Regions from separate parts of the Homo sapiens genome. Here region 2 is linked to region 1. Evidence: chromatin loops called from intact Hi-C (ENCODE). Cell type or tissue: adrenal gland. All regions are shown on one strand. Links, peaks and the distances in the headings refer to the core of each region. The heading gives the core; the rest is flanking DNA. Region 1 overlaps DAB2IP (DAB2 interacting protein). Region 2 overlaps TTLL11 (tubulin tyrosine ligase like 11).

Evidence for each region. Peaks named below come from ENCODE experiments on the same cell type or tissue, not always from the same donor. Only the 100,000 strongest peaks of a DNase experiment are listed, where the experiment ranks them.
Region 2: it touches region 1 in a loop (2.0-fold over the local background); 4 of 110 quality-filtered maps call a loop at or near these places.

Annotation. Positions count from the first base shown.
Region 1 is chr9:121,715,194-121,724,879 of GRCh38, reverse strand. The region is part of intron 3 of DAB2IP (DAB2 interacting protein); the gene reads right to left. Among named protein-coding and RNA genes, the nearest start is that of DAB2IP, 68 kb to the right of the region's middle. RefSeq lists enhancers at 4,160-4,687, 6,165-6,762. In adrenal gland, for the core only: CTCF peaks have their summits at 3,529 and 3,732 (motif pointing left); DNase peaks (open chromatin) are centred at 4,178 and 4,505; H3K27ac peaks cover 1,331 bases.
Region 2 is chr9:121,849,912-121,859,597 of GRCh38, reverse strand. The region is part of intron 8 of TTLL11 (tubulin tyrosine ligase like 11); the gene reads left to right. Among named protein-coding and RNA genes, the nearest start is that of DAB2IP, 200 kb to the right of the region's middle. In adrenal gland, for the core only: no CTCF peak of the experiment used is centred there; no DNase peak of the experiment used is centred there; H3K27ac peaks cover 192 bases.

The sequences.
Region 1 (9,686 bases), core at 2,713-5,212:
CTACCCACCTTTTTGGGCCCCCTCCCATTCCTGTCCATCCTAGATTCTGGGGAGGTGGGAGTGTCTACTGGCTGAGACAGGGCTCAGAGGCCACAGACACTGGGCTAAAATCCTGGTTCTGTCCCGCTGCAGCTGTATGACATTGGGCTAGTCAATCCACCTCTTCTTTGAGTCTAGTTTCCCCATCTGTAAAATGTAGACAGCAATGTGTCCACATTATGGGGTACAATTAAATGTTTGTTTGTTCATTCACCAACTTTCTGTCAGGCCCGATTCTAGGTGCCAGAGACACATCAGGGTACAAGACATAAATGTTCTACTTGCATGTGGCGTACAGTCTAGAGTGTGGGAAAAGTACACGAAGTATGTAACAACATCAGGTGAACTCAACAGCTAGAGACAAATGCAGAGCCAGGTCCTGGCTAGAGGATGGGAGGGGGCTGTGTTTGACCGGGTGGTTGGATTCACACTTGAATGAAGTGGGGCAGCAAGCCACACAGGTATCTGAACAAAGAATGTTCCAGGAAGAGAAGAAGAGGGAACAAGGACAAAGATGTATGCTGGAGCACTCGTGGGGCAGGGAACGGGGAGGGGTGGGGGAAGTGCAACTGGAAAGGTAGTCAGGTGCTCCCCATTCAGGGTCCACAGGAAGGAACCTGAGTCATAACAAGTGAGTCCTGGGCAGAGAACTGACTGAAAGGGGAGCAAGTCTAGGGCTCGGTGCAGGGTCCAGTGGGGAGCCATGACGGCAGGGCACACAGCACACAGTGAGGGTGTGTCACCTCAAGCGCCAGCATGAGGGAATCCTCAGTAAACAATCCCCCATGTTGTCCCTGTCACTATCCTCGTTACCATCAACATCCTCATCATCCCCAACATGGGCCCAGGCTCTGCTGCTCCCAAGGCAGAAAGACTGTCAGGCAGACTCTCAGAGAAGCCCTGGGAGGTGGGCAGGGCTCTCTGCCCCATTTGACTGATGATGAAGTACCTTGATCAAGGTCCCCCAGCAGCAGTGGGCAGGGCCAAGGTGCCTTAAGCCAGTGCTCCACCCCGAGTGGGCTCACCAGCCTAAGTAGACAAATCTTCACCATGCACCCTCCTCTCCGCCCTACCCCCTGGGCCCAATCCTCAACCAGCTCTGTGTCTTCATCCACACAGGGCCTCTAGGGGAAAACACTGTACTCTAAATGAAACAACAGCTCCAAGTGTCTGCATTGCACAGATGTCAGTTCTTTCCCATCCAGTTCTTTGCTTACTGAGCAGGAGGTGCTGCAAGACCCATCAGGTGAAACCAGGGTGGGGAGAGTTCCTCCCAATCTTAGCTTACAATCCACTTCCTCCAGGGCTCCCCTGAGCCCAGACCACACTCCTCCCTGGACCTGGTTCCTGGCTGTCCCTTGTTCTGAGCAGCAGGGAGAACCTGAGGTAGAGACAGTTTCATCAGGGGTGGCAGGCACCTCTCCCACCTGACTGGGAGCTCCTCCAGGGAGGCAGGGACTGCAGCTGATTCCTGTCTCTGTCCCCAGGGCCAGGCACAGGTGAGCAAAAACAGAAATAACTCAATCCCGAGGATCCCTTGGGGGAGCCCTGTGTGCTCTCGAAGTCCTCAGCCAGCCAGCCTGCTTGTTGCCTCCCTCTCTGCTGGCTGAGGCAGCCCACGGCCTGAGTCTGTGTGGCACTGCTGGGAAAAGACCATGCCCTCTTCCTTCCAGAGCCACAGACTCCGTCCATGGAGGGCCACCCAGCACCATAGCTATGGGACTAAAGGCTGTGGGTGCTGGGAGAGAGGGCTCTGGGCCATGGCAGCTAGGCTCCCTCAGTCCTTCTGCAGGCCAAGGAAGCAGGAGCATGCTGGGTGGCCTGTTCCAGGCACAGGGACGTGGATAAGATCATTTCATTGGCCACAGAAAAAAGTCTGCAGAAAAAGTCCCCGACCAACAGTCCACCGTGGCTTTTGGTGGAGTAAGAGATTCTATGGTGGGAGTGGCATAGAAGTTTTGTTACTTTTTGCTTTATAGTGCCTGGAATTTGGTACTCTATACTTGCAATTTTTTTAACTTATCTTGTTTTGAAACATAGTCTCATTATATTGCCCAGGCTAGACTCAAACTCCTGGGCTCAAAGGATACTCCTGCCTCAGCCTCCCAGGTAGGCCTGCAGTCATAACTTCCCTTTTTCTGTTTCTTCCCCCTGTCTGTCACTCCCCCTATGATCCACACTTGAGTTTCTTCTTCAAACCCACTGGCTGTCTGTGTGGCTGTCTACTCTACCAGTCAGTGGGAGCCCTGGGTTTCAGTCCCCTCTCTGGCCCAAGGCCCTGCATACAGCAGGGGCTCAATGAAAGTTTCCTGGGCAAATCTCTGGGACAATCTGAAGGACCATTTCTGCAGGTGATCATTTAGAAGAAACTCAAATATGGATCATGGGGGGAGTGGCAGACGGGGAGAAACTGAGAAAAAGGGAGGAGTCATAACTGCAGGCCCCGAACAGGAAGACACCCAAACAGGCTTTGGCCAGAGCCGTTCAAACCCTCTGAACAATGCAGGACTCCTGCAGGGGAGGAACAGGAAGAGGAGAAGGGAAGAGCCCCTTTCCAAGGGTTTTTAGGTGTTCTTGCGAAAGCCCTCCTGGCCCAGCCCAGAACCTGAAGGAGCTGCAGGAGAGCAAATGCAAATGGCAGGGGAGGTCACATGCATGCATGGACAACGGAGAGATCGACAGCCCCCATTCCATAGCTTTCCTGGAGATGAGGATCGTGTGTCCTGGAGGTTTCTCTTAAATACTCATGACCCTTCTTCCTTGAGCTCCTGCCTGGCCAAAGCCTCATTTATGTGACGGTGTTGGGTAAACGCTGCTGACTGGAGGGATGGACACAGCTGGAGGCTCTCAGGGCAGCCTGGGTCAGGCCTGCAGCACATCTGCACGTCCAGGGCATGCAAGGATTCCATGACTGGGCGGGGCCCCATCAGTTCCGCCCCTCACTTCCCAGTTCCCAGCTGCCCTGAAAATGCTCAGGCAGATTCCCACCACCACCCCTCTGTCCAGGTGCCCCCTCCCCAGGAAGACCTTGCCTATTGCCCTCTGCCCATCTGGGTTTTATCCAACCTTTAAGATAAAGGTCTTTAACTAAAGAGTATGAGCTGTATTTGGTCAACATTCATGTTTTGTTTAGCCCACACAGTGTTGACATTTTTAAGTTTTGAATCAAATGCCAACATTTAAAGATGTGAAATTTTAAAATGTCACAAAAAAACCTCTAGATTTTTGGCTTCTCTTATAAATCCAAAGGCCTGCCACCAAATGCCCAGTGCCATGGTGCAGGGGCTGCTGCCCCCCTTAGCAGAACATGTACTCTCCAGATGGACACAGATGCCACTACAGTGGTGGACTGTCACAACAGGCAGGACATGGCAGGACCCACAACACATCAATCCTTCTCCCAGGATCCCACTCAGTGCCTGGCACACAGCAGGGACTTGCTTATTGTTTGTGGAATAAGGAATAAATACACAGCCCTTCACGGTGCCCAGGATTTCCTGAGTGCTATGCTGCTTCCCTGAGAGACTCCCACAGCAGGGACAGAACAATGCCCTTCCTTCCTGGGGTCCTGGTCCCACAGCTGGGCACACCTGCAGCAAGACACTGGGGTGAGCCTTCAGGCTGCATCCAGATCTCCCTATTGTTATTTGATCTTTACATCAGAAGCTGTGCCACCTAGAGCCCAACCAAAGTAAGAGCAGTGATCCTGGCACCTTCCTGCCTTCTAAAAAAGGTGGCCGGATTCCTCCCCAGCCCATGGACAGTGATCCCCAGGACTTCTGTTAAACTGAAAAGGAGAAATTTGGCAGCAATAACTCACAAAGCCAAGGTTTCCTCAATGCTCGCCTGCAGGAGGTCTGCCCCTCTTTGAAGCTGGTAACCAACTCTTCCCTTTTTCTTTCGAGTAAATGAAACCCCACAGGGTTTTCAAGGTCAGAGTGGCATTGGCAGGAAGGGTTCTCTTTGTTCTCCTGCCTCTGACTTACCCCAGACACAGACAATTGTCCCCAGCAACCAGGTCCTTGGTAGTGGAAGAGGAGGCCCCTGCTCCTGCTGGGTGGAGCCCTGAGGATGAGCCAGGTGCCTACTGCAGCCCCCAGGAGCCCTGCTTCCTGGGATACGGATTCTCTGTTGGCCTGGCTTCCCTGCCAGCCAGGGTGCTCTATCTCTTGCTTGCAGGGGTTGGAAAGAAACAGCTGTCAGCCTCCAGGGTGTGCTCACTGCCCAGGGAGCAGGGAGTGGGCAGTGGCTGGGGCTGGTTCTGCCCCTCCCTGGCTGACAGATGTGACCTGAGGCTACAGCCCTCCTCTTCCTAAGCTTCAGTTTCCTTGTTTGGAAAACAGGGAAATAAATACCTGATCTGAGACAATCAGACTCCTAAGGGGACTGGGAGGAGCTCTGTGAATCATAAAGTGCCATGCCGAAGTTAATTATTCCAGGGCCTGGCACAGCACCCGGCACGCAGTAGGTGCTCAATGTATCGTTCATGGTACAAACATTTACTGGGCACCTGTGCTGGGCCAGGCTGTATGCTAGGTGCCAGAGGCCCAGAGAGGAGGCCTGGGCCCGGTCCACAGGAGATCTGCCACTCAATGAGGCACACAGACAACTGCCACACCCTGAGAACTGCAAGGAAGTAAGGACCGAAATGCTACAGGACCCAGACACGGGGTGAGGGGCTCAGGTCTTACAAGAGCCCCACCTTTTGGCTGCTGGGCAACAGAGGCCAGAGTTGGAGCTGCCCAGCTGTAGGCTGCCTGGCATCCTACCCATTTTCCAATAGGGCCTAGTTGAAGAGAGTTGCCAGGCTTGGTGAACAATCTGGTTCACTGAAGGTGTCTATGTGCACCTGGACACATGCCTAGGACCTAACAATGAACCTTGTGGGCCATACACTCTCTTAGTGGCCCCCACACCTGCTTGGGGAGTAGACTACAGGGCCCCTGCCCTGAGAGGAGCTGCCACCCCATCCCAAACAGGTGGTGGCCACCAGAGGACTTGAGAGTCATGTTGCTGGTGGTTCACATTTTGGCTCTGCCTCTTACTAGCCCATGAGACCTTGGTCAAGCCACCAAACCTCTCTGCATCTGGTTTCCCCATCTCTAAAACAAGCACACCTCTCAGGTCACTGTAAGCACTAAGAGATGAAGCACCTGGCACAAAGGGATGCTTATCCTTGGGCCCTCCCTCCCCCAGTCTAATCTGGCACATACACGGGTCTGGGCCAAGCCTCTAACCAGCTCACCTTCTCTATCTCTGCCTCTCCTTAATGCTGGCTCCTGCCCTTCCCAATGATTTCTCACTCTCCCGATGCTCCAGGCCCTTTCCCACCTCTCACTGCAGTCTCAATGACTGTCCCAGGAAGAGAGTAAGGTTTTCATCCTCTGAGCACTAGGCTCATGGGGTTCCCTCTGCCTAAATGCCCTTCCCTGCCTTGGTTATGTGATGAACCCATCCTCTTTCAAGCCTTAACTCCTGTCACTTCTTCTGTGAAGTCCTCCCGGATTCCTTGAGAGATGGCCCGACTCCTTCCCCAACCCCCAGCAGAGAGGCACAGAAGCAGCAGGCCAGGGTCTCCAACTTCTTACGTGTCCTTGGGTACATCCCCTCCTCATTCCTGGCCTCAGCTGCCCATCTGTAAAGGGATCACTATGACTTCTCATCCTAAGGCCTTGCGAATGGGCTTGGTCATGTGCTCCACTTTGCAGGGAGTAAGGGGACCATAGCCAGGTTTGCCCGGAGGTTCTGAGGAGCTATGAAGGAGCTAGATTCTTGCTTTGTTCTACCAGTGAGGGCAGGACATGTATATGTCAAGAGATCCCATCCAGTGCCCTCATGAAGCACCCCCTTGCTACCAGGTGGAGTGGACCCAAAAGTGAAGCACAGAAATCAGGCACAAAAAATGAGGAGCAAAGTGAAGGCCTTGAAGTCCGCCTAGGACTGGGGGAGGGGGAGCAGAGCCAGCTTTAAGCAGAAGGAGCTAGGATCTGAAAGACAGGTATGATCAAAGTAGGAATCACAGGGGAAAGAGAAGGCAGCATTCCAGAGAGAGGACACAACACGAGCCGGGGAACTCCATGACACAATCCCGGTTAACTCATCTCCTGCGCTTGCTCTTCGCCAGGTGCTGCTAAGCATTTAGCTGCAAATCCCATTCATTCCTCTTGACAATGCCATGAACTGATACTATCCCCCATTTTGCAGAGTTAGCTAAGTTCTCTAAAGTCACAGCTGACAAGCGGCAGAGCTGGAATTTCAACCCAGCATTTGCCTGCAGTGTCCTGTGGGTCAAGAGAGGAGACCAGGGCCTGGTGGCTCAGGGGAGTGGGTGATGCAGTGTAAGGACTCGAGTCTGGAGACTCCCGAGGGACTTGTTAAGACCTCGAAGTCGGGTTTTGTTGTCCCTGCAGATAGATCTTGAATGGCACCAAGCCCATCCCAGCGTATGTTGATGACATCCCTTGGGCGTGACCTCACCCACACATGGGGGTGTGCAAGCAGAGTCCGAGGACCCCCGCCCACGCCTCCCTTGCACCATCTGCCTGAACGCTGCCTGAGCTGCTGCGAGCAGCCAGTGAGTGAGTGAGTGAGCCTTGGAGGGCGTGAGGGAGCTGGGAGAAGGCAGCCAGTCAGGAGCCGCGGCTGCCGGCAGCCACACAGACAGGCTGGCGCAGAGCTGTTGCCAGGGCAGGCAGGAGAGTCTGCCTTCACAGGCAGAGGGACTGAGGATGGGTCGCTCTCTCCTGGGCCACCAGCATGTCCATCCAGGGCCTCCCCACCAAGAGCCTGGCCATTCTGAAACCTCGACACATAAGGACAGCAGCCCCACAGGGAGACCACCAGCAAGGAAAGCCATCGAGACAGAAGGCATGGTCACACCTGACATGCCGGAAACAAGACTGTCATAACGCGGCCCAAACAGGGACCTTGGCTGGGGGCTAGAGGCTTCTGGGCCAGGAGTTTCAACAACCCAGGCTCAGCTTGCAGGACACCCATCACTGTGTGGTACCTGCCCTCCCCCTGGACCAGGAACAGCAGGAAGTCCAGGACTGGAGGGGGAGGGGAAGAGAGAAAGAAGAGGGAGGTGGTGCTCAAAGGAGAATGCTCCCAGGAAGGCAGGACCCTGACCAGACTCTCACCCGGGCCTCCTCTCAGTGCCCGGCATGTGGTTGCCACATGGCAGGGTGAGGCACGGCAGCCAGAACTATGGGTAGAGAGGAGTAAACACGCCAGGAGGGGCAGGTCAGAATGCCCAGGGCACTGCTACGTGGTATGCTGTCCATATGCACACATACTAAGGTCAATTACACACCGTGTGATAAACAAGTGTGTGACCCGAGTGAATCTGCCCAGGGGCGGATTCTCAGGATCCACATGCCAGGGGTAGCTACAGCAAGCGCGTTAAATAGTTTTCTGTAAAACTGCACCGAAAAGGATGCAGTGTTTCCTCTCATGTGTAGAAACGTGCTTCTGCTAGTACAATGAGTGGCTTTTAGCTAGCTGGATAAAAAGGGCTTGTGGGCACCGCCATCCTGTCTGTACCTGCCCTGAGATTCAGGCTAAGCAGCAGGCCAACTCTTAGGAAGCCACTCAGAGTCCAGAATTCTGCTTGACCCGAAGTCCCACCACTTAGAAGATCCTGGCCCCTGAGCCGATGTGGAAGTTGGTAATTCCTACCATGAGGACTGCATAGCATCACCTAGGGGTGAATCTATGGTGAAAAGTGCTTCTCTGAGGGCAAGATTCCCCCGGGGCTGCCCCAGGCTCACAAGAGACCCCGGCCCATCTTCATGAGTGCTTGCTATGACACATGCGTGCACAAGGCCCAGCTCCGTATGAGACTTGCCTTCGCTGAAACAGTCTTCCTGGTAGATGCTAGGAGCAAAGGAGACAGAGTTCCCACTCACTACTCATCATTAGAGGCTACAGAAATTCACCAAATAACCTGACAACAGCAAAGTGGACACTTTGACTTAGCGGGAAGAGTGACTGCAGGGTTGACCATGGGAAACGTGTGGCACTGAATTACCACGCCTACCTTGGTGCAATGGCTCCCATCTTGGTCTTTGGCCAATCTGGGAAACTTGTTTCCCCATCACATTCCTGGGCCTCAGGCATGTGGCTCCTGGCCTCCAAGGAGGCAGGAGCAAGAGCAGAAAGCAGAACACTGGGTACCAACCCCAGGATGCCCACTGGTGTCTCCTGGCAGCACACTGGGGTGCTGGGACGGGGATGGATCCCCTCTATACTCTCAGGGCCAGTCTCTAAGGGCCCTGCTGTTTATGTGAAGAACTAAGCAGAATTATTTTGGAAATGGAACCTGAGCAGGACAAAGAGCTGGGCTCTGCAACCAGCCCACATAAACACTTAGCCTCTCGCCAGGAAGGGCTGCAGTTTATATTTCGCAAGGGACAGGGCACAGCCAGTCAGACCTAAGTTTGGGATGAAACTCAGTTTCCGGACAATAGCAGTAGCAAAGCATCCCAGGCCAAGTTCCTGCCTCACCTGGGGTTCAGCTGAGCACCAGGCTCTGCCTTACATGTGGCCCTATGGGCACAGTGTGGCCTGGCTTCCTGAGCTGGCAGCAGGCAGTGTTACATCCAGCCCAGGAAGATAAAAGTATACTCCACTACCACCATCCCTTGGAGGCCTGTGACCCTCTCAGAGACGGAAGAATCCAGAGCTGCTAACTGGGGATCTCAACACTTGAGTGGGTCTCAGAATCACCTGGGGCTTGTCAGGAATACAGATTCCAGAGCCCCCCTTAGACCTGTGACCCTGACCCTCCCAGGGTGGGGCTCCAGAATCTTTTTACCAGGTTCTCATGGCACTATGATGCTCAGCTACAACCAGGCACCAAGACAAAGTGGGATGCCTCTGGTGCTCCTTCATAATGCCCACAGGAAATGCCTGGACTCTCCTTATCTGCTGCTGCCACTCCTGAAACCTTGGGAAGTTTACAAGAACTCACAAGCACCTTCCTTAGAAGCACCTTCAGGTGACCATACCTCCACCCACCTCTGCAGACAACTGATAGGCCCTACCTGATGACAGTCCAGCTGGGATTAGAGGCAGGGAATAAACCAACCCATTTCATGGGGAGAGAAGTGTGTTATTTACAGAGCCTTTTGAAAGAGGAGTCACTAGTTGACCTGGCATTTTGATCATCAGAAAACTACCCAAGTCATGGCCGGGTGCAGTGGCTCAGGCCTGTAATCCCAGCACTTTGGGAGGCCGAGGCAGGCAGATCACGAGGTCAGGAGATCGACACCATCCTGGCTAACACAGTGAAACCCTGTCTGTACTAAAAATACAAAAAAATTAGCCGGGTGTGGTGGTAGGTGCCTGTAGTCCCAGCTACTCGGGAGGCTGAGGCAGAAGAATGGTGTGAACCTGGGAGGCGGAGCTTGCAGTGAGCCGAGATCCTGCCACTGCACTCCACTCCAGCCTGGGCTACCGAGAAAGACTCTGTCTCAAAAAAAAAAAAAAGAAAGAAAGAAAAAGAAAAAGAAAACTACCCAAGTCACGCTGTCATTAAAAGGAAGCAAAGACCCAAGAAAGCAAAGAGGCCTGGCTGTGGCTGTTGAGGGTTCCCCCTTTCTAGAGTCCTATAACCCTCTCTCTAAAGACTCTCAGGCAACCACCAT
Region 2 (9,686 bases), core at 3,616-6,115, 130 kb before region 1:
GTGAGAAGAACCCACCTTTAGGTGGATGAGTTTCCTATCTTTTTTCTCACAGAGGGTGTTTCTCTCTCTCTCTTTTGTTTTTTGTTTGTCTTTGAGACGGAGTCTCACTCTGTTGCCCAGGCTGGAGTGGTTGCAGTGGCACGATCTCAGCTCACTGCAACCTCTGCCTCCCAGGTTCAAGCAGTTATCCTGCCTCAGCCTCCCAAGTATCTGGGATTACAGGTGCAAGCCACCATGCCCGGCTAATTTTGTATTTTTTTTTTTTTTTCAGTAGAGACAGGGTTTCATCATGTTGGCCAGGCTGGTCTTGAACTCCTGAGCTCAAGTGATCCGCCTGTCTTGACTTCCCAAAGTGCTGAGATTACAGGCGTGAGCCACTGCGCCCAGCCCAGAGGGTGTTTTTCTAAAAAAATTATAATAACCATAACTGATATTTGTACAGCTCATCACAAAACTTCAAGGTCCTTTCATGCATATTTCCTCATTAAATGTCCCGGTAAACCAGTGCAGTAGGCATTATGAGTCTCATTTCACAGACGAGTAAACTGCAGCTCAGGTGACACAGATCACACAGGAACTGTGAGCCCGCAGCACCCTGGCACCCACGCCACGCCCTCTTCTGGCTGCCTCCCTCCAAAAGGGACGCACAGAAGGGAGGCACCGGGTCGTGAGGAGTGGGGCAGCTTGCTCCTGTGAGTCTGTGGAGAGGACATGAAGTCAGGTTGGGAGATCCAGATTAGAATTGATTATGCCATTTCCTGCCCATGTCAGCTTGAAAAGTCATTCCACCTCCTTATCTCCAGTTCCTCATCTGTAAAATGGCGCCAACAATCCCTGCTCTCCAGGGTGGCTCTGAGGTCTTTGGAGTCCTCGCTGATGGTGCGAGGCAGTTTATCTTATTAGTGGACACCCCTTGGGGAGAATCCTGGGGGCAGTCTGCCTGGCAGCTGTTGCACCCCTAGCCAATCCTGCCCTACACCCATGTGGGCCAGAAACTTCCCAACTACAGAGATGCAGCCGGTCCTTCCTGCAGGGCACTGGCGCTCAGACATCATTTGCTGTTTGGCTTTGTGTTTAGTAGTGATGCTCCTGGCTGCCAGTTCTTGGCCAATTCTTATATGCCAAGCACTCTGCAGGCACTTTACATGTGCAGCACCGGCTAGAATTCTCCTAGAGGTAGATATGATTATCTCCATTGTGCAGAGGAGGAAACTGAGGCCTAGAGAGGCATGGCTGGTGGATAAGGTTCAAACACCAATCCACCCGAGCCCGTTCCAGGTTGCCTTCTCCTACTCACTGGTCCTAGAGTGAGATGACCACCGAGCTCCCTGCAGCTCCCCTTTCTTTAAGTCAAAAGCAAAACCCAGGAAATAGCAGCAGTCATTGAATCAACAAGATGAGTGCCTCTATCGCATCTCTGCAGTTGGCAGCTCCCTTACAGCCCTCCCTGGCAACCAGGAGAGGCGTGAGATGGAGCGTCTTCAGGAGAAGTAGGCAGATTAATTATCATTTCGAGGACTGAGAGTGCTCATGTGACAATCGAGCAGCGGCACTTTCTGCTGACACCTTCAGAAAGCAAAGAAGTGTTTGCTCTGTGAGCTGAATGTGGGGAGTCATCCAGGATCCCACGGAGGGGGCCAGATGAGGGGGTGGGAGTGGCAGTGGAATTATTAAATATTGAAATTGATCAGGAGTAGCAGCAGGAAGCTATTTATCATGTTTTATTGCTGCAAACTAGCATTACCATCTGGCCCATTGTTAATTCTGAGTAGTTTTTCATGTTTTGTTTGCCTCTTAAATTGCTCCCGGTAAGCGGAATCCACGGGGGCTGTCCGCAATTCAAGCTCCGGTGAGGTTTTCTGGGGTCTGCCAGGGTCTCCGTATTCTGCTGACCAAGCTATGGAAATGAGAAAAATACTTATTTTTAGCACATACTGATAAGCAAATTCAGGGCTGGGATCTCCCAGGCCCTTGGCCAGACCTCAGCCCCTGACTAGGTGGAATAGTCATCACCAGGTGGAATAGTAGTAACAGCAGTTTTGAGATTACTTCACTTGTGCATATATCGCTGCAAATTCTCACGCCAGGCCTTCGAGGTGGGCAACAGCACCCCTTTTTACAGATGAGTACCCTAAGGTTCCAAGAGCAAAAGTGACTTGTCTAAACTCCCACAGCCAGGGAGCAGCAAAAGAAGGCAAGATTTGAACTCAGTCCTCCTACCTCCTCACCCAGGGTGCTCTCCCCCCATCCAGGGCTACACCAAGCAGTGCTTGTTCACTTAAGTGATACAGAGGGGGCAGGGCTGGTGAAGCAGGAGTCAGAGGGGACGGCAGCAGCGGGAGGATAAAAGTCAACTCACAGGGCCTGCTGGGAGGACAGAACTGGAGCAGAGAGGGTGCCTGTCCAACCTCCTGTCTCCCTTTCCTCCGTCCTCTGAGTTTTCCTCACTCCTGGAAGGAAATAGCAGGGCCTGGGGGTCTAGGAAGTGGGCCTGGGCATGAAAGCCACACATGGGAAGCCTTCTGTGCCTGTGGTCTCAGGAGCCACTGCTGGTGCCAGCCAGGGCCCAGTTCTTGCCTCCTTCTCAAGGCTGGTCCAAGCCCCTGATTCTCAAGGAGAGGGGCATCTGGAGACAGCCACCTTCTTAGGACCGTTCAGGAAGCTACTGAGTAGCAAAAGGAGCAGTCTGTGGTTAAGTGGTCGTTCTTCCTTTTGCCAAGTGTCAGCAGAAAGACCAGAGGGTCTTCTTTTCTTCCCTCCATGGTGTGGATCCAAGGGGTTCGAGGCCCTCAGATCCAGTTAGGTACTGGCTGGAGGTGTGGGTGCCATGCTGAGGGAGACGGCTTTCCCCATCCCACAGCTGCTGGGGGCTGAAAAGAAAGAAGCCTGTGAAGAATGATAGAGCCTGGGTTCTCACGCTCAAAGAACACGTACTCATTCATTCATTCATCCATTCAACTAACAGCTAGTGAATGTGTTACCAGGTATTGTGCCCTGCAGGGATATAAAGATAAATTAGGTACAGATCCTAGCCTCTTAAGGGAAAAAAAGAGACCATTTACTGAACATTTATGTGAGACAAAAATAAAAAATGCTTGCTAAGAATTACCTCATTTACTTCTCACACCATCCTGTGAGATAAGCATTGTTATTCCCATTCAACAGATGGAAAACCTGAGCCTCAAAGAGGTGAAATTACACAGACACGTCAAGTATTACAGTGGGGGCCAGTAGCAGTGGCTCATGCCTGTAATCCCAGCACTTTGGGAGGCTGAGATGGGAGGACTACTTGAGGCTAGGAGTTCGAGACCAACCTGGGCAACATAGCAAGACCCCGTCTCTATTAAAAAACTTAAAAATTCACCAGGCATGATGGCAGTTGCCTATAGTCCCAGCGACTTGGGAAGCTGAGGCAGGAGAATTGCTTGCACTCAAGAGTTCAAGGCTGCAGTGAGCTGCAATTGTGCCACTGCACTCCAGCCTGGGTGACAGAGAGAGATCCTGCCTCTAAAAAATATATTACAGTGGGGACCCTAGTATTTGAATAAAAACCAGTCTAACTTCAGTGTCTGCTGCCCTTTCCATTATACCCAGTGCTCTCAGTCACAAATGAATATGACATACAGTTGACGATTGCAATAGTATATGACCAGAGCTATCATGGGGGGAAGCAACAGAGGAAGGTTGCTGTGAGGGTTAAGATAGAACGCATACAAGGCACGTAGCATGCTGTGACCCAGAAAAGCCACCCACTGTGCATTCTGTATCCTTGAGGGCCTAGCACATGGCCTGGAACATGCAAAGCATCTCGCCCAGTGCCCAGTTAATGTTTGATGAGCAGACAAATGCAAAAATAAAAGATGCCCTGCATCCTCAAAGCAGGGAATCCTGAGTGTGAGAACCGTGGCTCAGAGTAGAGGTGGTCTCTTTGACAGGGTCTCCCTCCCCTCCTCTGAACGCCCATTTGGACTGGATCATCACCCATACCCAGTGCCTGCTGTGTCAAAGTGCTAAAGCATCTTCCCCTCTCCCGCAGCCAGCCAGACCTTCCTTCTGCCGTTATAAGACTTTGGTGCCCACTGAAGGGGTTAACCAGATCCCTGATGCTTGAGACCTTTAAGAACAAAAATAACCTGCAAAAGGAGACCTTGCTATTGAAATGGAGAAGAAAAAATGGTGCTTAAAATAATTAGGAAAAAAATAAAAACTAGTGAGAAAAAGCATGCACATGATGAAATCTAAAACTCAAATAATCCGTTTAAATAAATTTGCTTTTGATTGTTTGTTTTGTGTTTTATTAGACCTCAGGTGCATAGAATTAGATTAGCCATCACCCATCACCCTGGGTTCATGAGACACTTCCATCATGATCCACGCATAACCTACTTTTATTTAGTTAGCTTTTTAAATTAGCTATTTTTAATAATGGAATAAGCATCCGCAAACTCACCACTCAAAACAAAAGCTAGAATTTGACAGTGACCTACATCTAATATGTGGCTCTCCCCACCTAAGGAACCCCCCGTCTGCACCCTGGGTTCATCATTCCCCAAATGGGCTTGCCTTCACCTCTGTCAGAATGTCAATGGCTCTTCAAGAGCTGGATGGAATTTAGTAACATGTAGCTTATGCTCTCCAGCATGCCAATGTTAATTGTCATTTAAAAAAAAGATAAGAATTTTAATTTTCACTTCTAGAATTTCCAGCAGGACACAGAACTCTAAATGAGGATGTTATCAGCAAAACTGGGATGTCGTAGCCCTCGAGTAGCCCTCTCATTGCCCAGAATTCAAATAAAGAAACAAATTTGTCAGTGAAGATGCATTTATTTCATGTAAATTGCACTCAGGAGGTCCTTCTTATCATGGAGACTTTGCCCTCAGCTCTTTCCAGAGTGGAATTTCACATCTCCGTGGTAAGAGATGAGGACAGCATCAAGATTAGGCAATTAAAGGCAAAATCATGGTGTCAGCTGTGAGAGACAAACATTTTACTCGCAAAGGTAACATTTGAGCTGGGCAACCAAGAATCTTGTCCTGGTCCTAACAAAAGACCAACATCTGGGGGCTTCTGAACTTTGTTTACTTCAAAGCCAGATGTTTTTGCTATTTTAAGATATAAGCTAAAGGTCCCTTTCAGTAACCAAAGGGAACATGAGAGCAAAGGAAGAAAAAACTGACTGTGGAGTCTTCCCCACGTCCCCTTCCCATGAGAGCTCAAACACCACACACCTCTTGCTTGGAGAGGGAGATCTAAGAATGGCATTGTTTATTATCTGACATATGCTGAGTGCTCTTTGACCAAAATAAGAAACATTTCTTCCACTGCTTGATGAGCTACATGCCTGCCTCCTGAGCTATGTGCCCAGCTCCGGGGGCTGCCTTGGGTTGACTTGCTATATACCCAAAGCCACAGTCTCCAGAATCAGACAAACTGGGCTTTCAATCTGCGCTTGGTCACTTGCTAGCTAACCTCAGGGAAGTTAGGCAACTTCCTCCAAGCCTCAAGTTCATCAGGTGTAAAGTGGAGATAATAATGGTGCCTGCCTCCTGGAAACCTTGGGATGGATGAAATGAAACAAAACACGGAAAGCGCTCAGGGCCATGTCTGCCTGTGGAAAATGCTCAGGAAGCGGGTCTGCCCCTAGTGTGATCCCATTGCTCCTACTGCACTACTTTCTCGGGAAGTGCTTCTGGGGCACCTACCCCTGCCAGCTGCTCTGCAGGTGCTGGGGACAGAGATGGGAAGAAGGGCCTGCCTCACAGCCAGATGAGAGGGTCAGGACGTGGCCGCAACAGACTCTCCCTTGGTGGCTGACAGAGTGCCAGGCCCTCCTCATCCCACCCTGGCGACAGTGGGGACAGTGAGGCTGGGGAAGACAGAGGAAATGTGGTGCTGGCAGCCTCGTCCATGGCTGTGTGAAGCAGGAGCCCTGCCTGCTCCCATCACTTACAGGCCTGTGCCGGCCCCCAGCTGCCTGCAGTCACTGGTCTCACAATTCCAACCCCAGGGGAGGACATTGGCGCATTTCAGGGCCTTGAGAGCTGGACCCCTGTCCACTCTGCATCCCCACTCATCACTAGCCTCACACTCACTCCAGCCAGAATGGCCGGCCCCCTCAGGCCCCCACCTCTGCAGGAACCCCCTCTCCTTGCTCACCACCACCCCCCAGGTCCCCTCCCTCACAGAGCCTCCCCCAGTGCTCAGGCTGGGCCCAGTACCGTCTCACCTGCTCCGCAGCACCCAGCGCTGCCCTTGACCACAGCACACATTGAGTACTGTGAAAGGGCCTGGACATCTGCCCCCGACATGAGGCCAACATCCAGGAAACAGAGCTGTTCCCGCCTGCATGAGGCCAAGCACTGAGACTGGCATCTAGCAGGTGCCCTGCTACACATGTCCCATGGACCAGGGCTCAGCCGCGGCAACCCACCAATCCCATGGGTGTCTGAGCCTCATGACCATCTCTCAGCAAAATCCCTCAGTCACCGACTGCGAGTCATCTGACGCCTCTGCTCACATCGGCTGGAGTAAGCCCCAGCTGAAATGTATTTGGTTAACGATGCACTGAAATATTGAAGAGTATTTTCATTTGGAATGTTGAGCGCAGTCTCCTTTATACATAAACATGGCTTGCCCCCTCCCCCTGAAATACAGGAGGCCTCGGATAAGTAGGCCAGTTTCACGCAGCGCCTCGTGCGAGGTGTCTGGCACGAACGATGTTCTTCAGCCTTGAAATTATCTCGCAGTCAGATGGGCCTCTCTGGATGTGTGCCCTACACGCTTACAAAATAGTTGGCGTCAGAATTATTTTTAATAAAAGCAAGAGAGCCAGCAGAGATGCCGGCTCAACCTCCCCCTCGCTCACCCAGACCCTGATCTCCCAGGCCTGCTAAAGCCACTTCTGCACCCGTAGTGCCACCAGACTAGGTGGAGTCACACCCGCTGCCCCTTTGTCGGGCGAGTGCCTGTCCTTCCTCATCCTCAGTCACCTTGAGGGTGGAGAGAATAGGATCTCTGCCCATCGTCTGGCCCCACCCCCCAAAAACAGACAAAGGGGAGAAAGCTGAATTCTTTTTGATGTAGGCCTCCCCTCTCCCTACACTTGTTGCCCACCATCCCCAGATCTTGTAGGAACAGCAGCCGCAGGATCCAGTGTTGTGTAGAAAGCCGGCAGCTGAGTTAGACAGGCCGGGTTTCAATACTCTGCTACCTTCCCTCGGGAAGCCCTGAGAGGGGGCACTGCACCTCTGGGAGCCTCAGTGTCCTTTGAAATGGGGCAATGACATCTACCTTGGGGCACTGTCAGGATTTAGTGATAAAGTATGCACCTGGCCCAAACAGTAGCTTTTTCTCTGTCTAACCACCACCATCCTTCCTGGTGGGTGTGTGTGTCACAGATTACAAACCATTTCCAAAGTCACTTGTCCACACAGTGCACACACTCCCAGTGAGCTCTACCGTGACCCTATATACAGAGGAGGAAACCAAGGCTCAGAGGGCTAGAAACAGCTCCACAGGCAGGCAGGGGCAGAACAGGGGCCAGCCCCGAGTCTCAGTCCTGGTCTGCCTTGCGCAGTGACAACCGTCACAGGCACATGAAGATGTGAGCCCCGTCCCGGCCCTCAAATTCTCCCAGGCCTGAGAATTGGGCAGAGCTGTGTTTAGTAGGATGGTCTGGCCCTTGGTCTTGGCTAAGCCTGGCGTTAACAACAACAGCATGTCCAGGGAGCTCTCGGGGCTGTGAGGGCTTCCCCCCCACCACTCCTCTCATCCATCCGTTCCTCCCACAGCCTGGAGCAGGCAGTAAATTGTTTGCACACACTTTATTGTTGCAAAACACAGCACTCAGTGCTCCCAACTGCACTGAGGGGAGGAATTTCTCTTATTCCAGATTTAGAGCTGTGGAAATAAGGATGGGACGGGTTAGGGGCCACCTCCAATAGCCCCTGCAGTGCTCAGGCTGAGACCCAGGTCTCCTGACTGTATCTTCTCCAGCAGGCTCTCTCCTAATGCAACTGCCGGTGATTGACGCCAACACCAGCTACATTTATCAAGCACCTAACACAGGCCAGGTGCTGTAAAAGCCTTTTTTAAAAAATTAATAGGCTTAATATTTTTAGAACATATAGTTACAGAAAAAATTGAGCAGATAGTACAGAATTCCCATGCACTCTCCCATTCCCATGCACACAGTTTCCTTATAACACCATCTTGCATGATTGTGCTGTTATAATTAATGGAAAAACCTTGGTATATTATGATCGACTCAAGTCTGTAGTTTGCATTAAGGTTCACTCTTTGTGTTGTACAGTTCTGTGGGATTTGACATTTGACAAATGTAGCCACCATTACAGTGTAATACAGAATAGTTTCACTGCCCTAAAAATTCCCTGTGCTCCCCCTGTTCAGCCCTCCCCTCCGTGAGCGCCTGATCTTTTTACTCTCTATAGTTTAGCCTTTTTCAGAAAGTCATATTGTTGGAATCATATCGTATCTAGCCTTTTCAGACTGGCTCTTTTCACTTAACAATATGCATTTAAGGTTTCTCCATGTCTTTTATGGCTTGCCAGCTCATTTCTTTTTATCTCTGAATAATAGTCCATTGAACAGATATGCCACAGTTTGTTCGTCTATTCACTGACTGAGATACACCTTGCTTGCTTCTAGTTTTTGGCAATCATAATTAAAGCTACTATAAACATTCGTGCGTGGGTTTTGTGTGGACATAAGTTTGTAGCACGATTGGGCAATTACCAAGGACGTGATGGTTGGATTGTATGGTGCAATGGTTAATTTCAGGTGTCTACTTGACTGGAGTAAGGGATACCTAGAGAACTGGTAAAGCATTAGTTCTGGGTGTGTCTGTGACAGTGTTTCCATAGGAGATTGGTGTGTGAGTTAGTGAACTGGATGGCGAAGATTCACTCTCAATGTGAGTGGGCACCATCCAATCAGCTGGGGGCCCAAATAGAACAACAGCAACAAAAAGGCCAAGATGACTCTCTTTCTCTTTCTCTCTCTCTCTTGCCCACCACCTCCCCACTCCTCCCCCTTCACTGCTCCCTCATGGAGCTGGGACACTCTTCTTCTCCTGTCTTTGGACGTCAGAACTCCAGGTTCTCTGACCTTTGGAATCCAGGACTTACACCAGGTCCTCCCCTCACCCCCACCCCTCCAGCTCCAACTACTTAGGCCTTAGGCCTGGGACTGAGAGTTACACCATTGGCATCTCTTGTTCGTGGGCCATCAGACTTGGACTGAGCCACACCACTGACTTCCTAGGGTCTCCACTTTAAAGATGGTCTGTTGTATGTGGGACTTCTCAGCCCTGAGCCAATTCCCCTAATAAATCCCCTTTCACATATCCATATCTATGAATATCTATATCTATCTCTGTATCTATCTACATCTGTATCTATTTATCTCTCTGTCTATATATATATGCAGTGAGTCTTCCATATCCATGCATTCCACATGTGCAGATTTAAATCAGCCATGGATTGGTAGGTTTTTTTTAAGAAAAATAAAAAATAATATAACAATTTTAAAAATACAAATAAAAAATACAGTGTAACAGTTACATAACATTTACATTGTGTTAGGTATTATAAGTAATCTAGAGATAATTTGAAGTATACAGCAGGATGTGCATAGGTTATATGCAAATACTACACCATTTTATA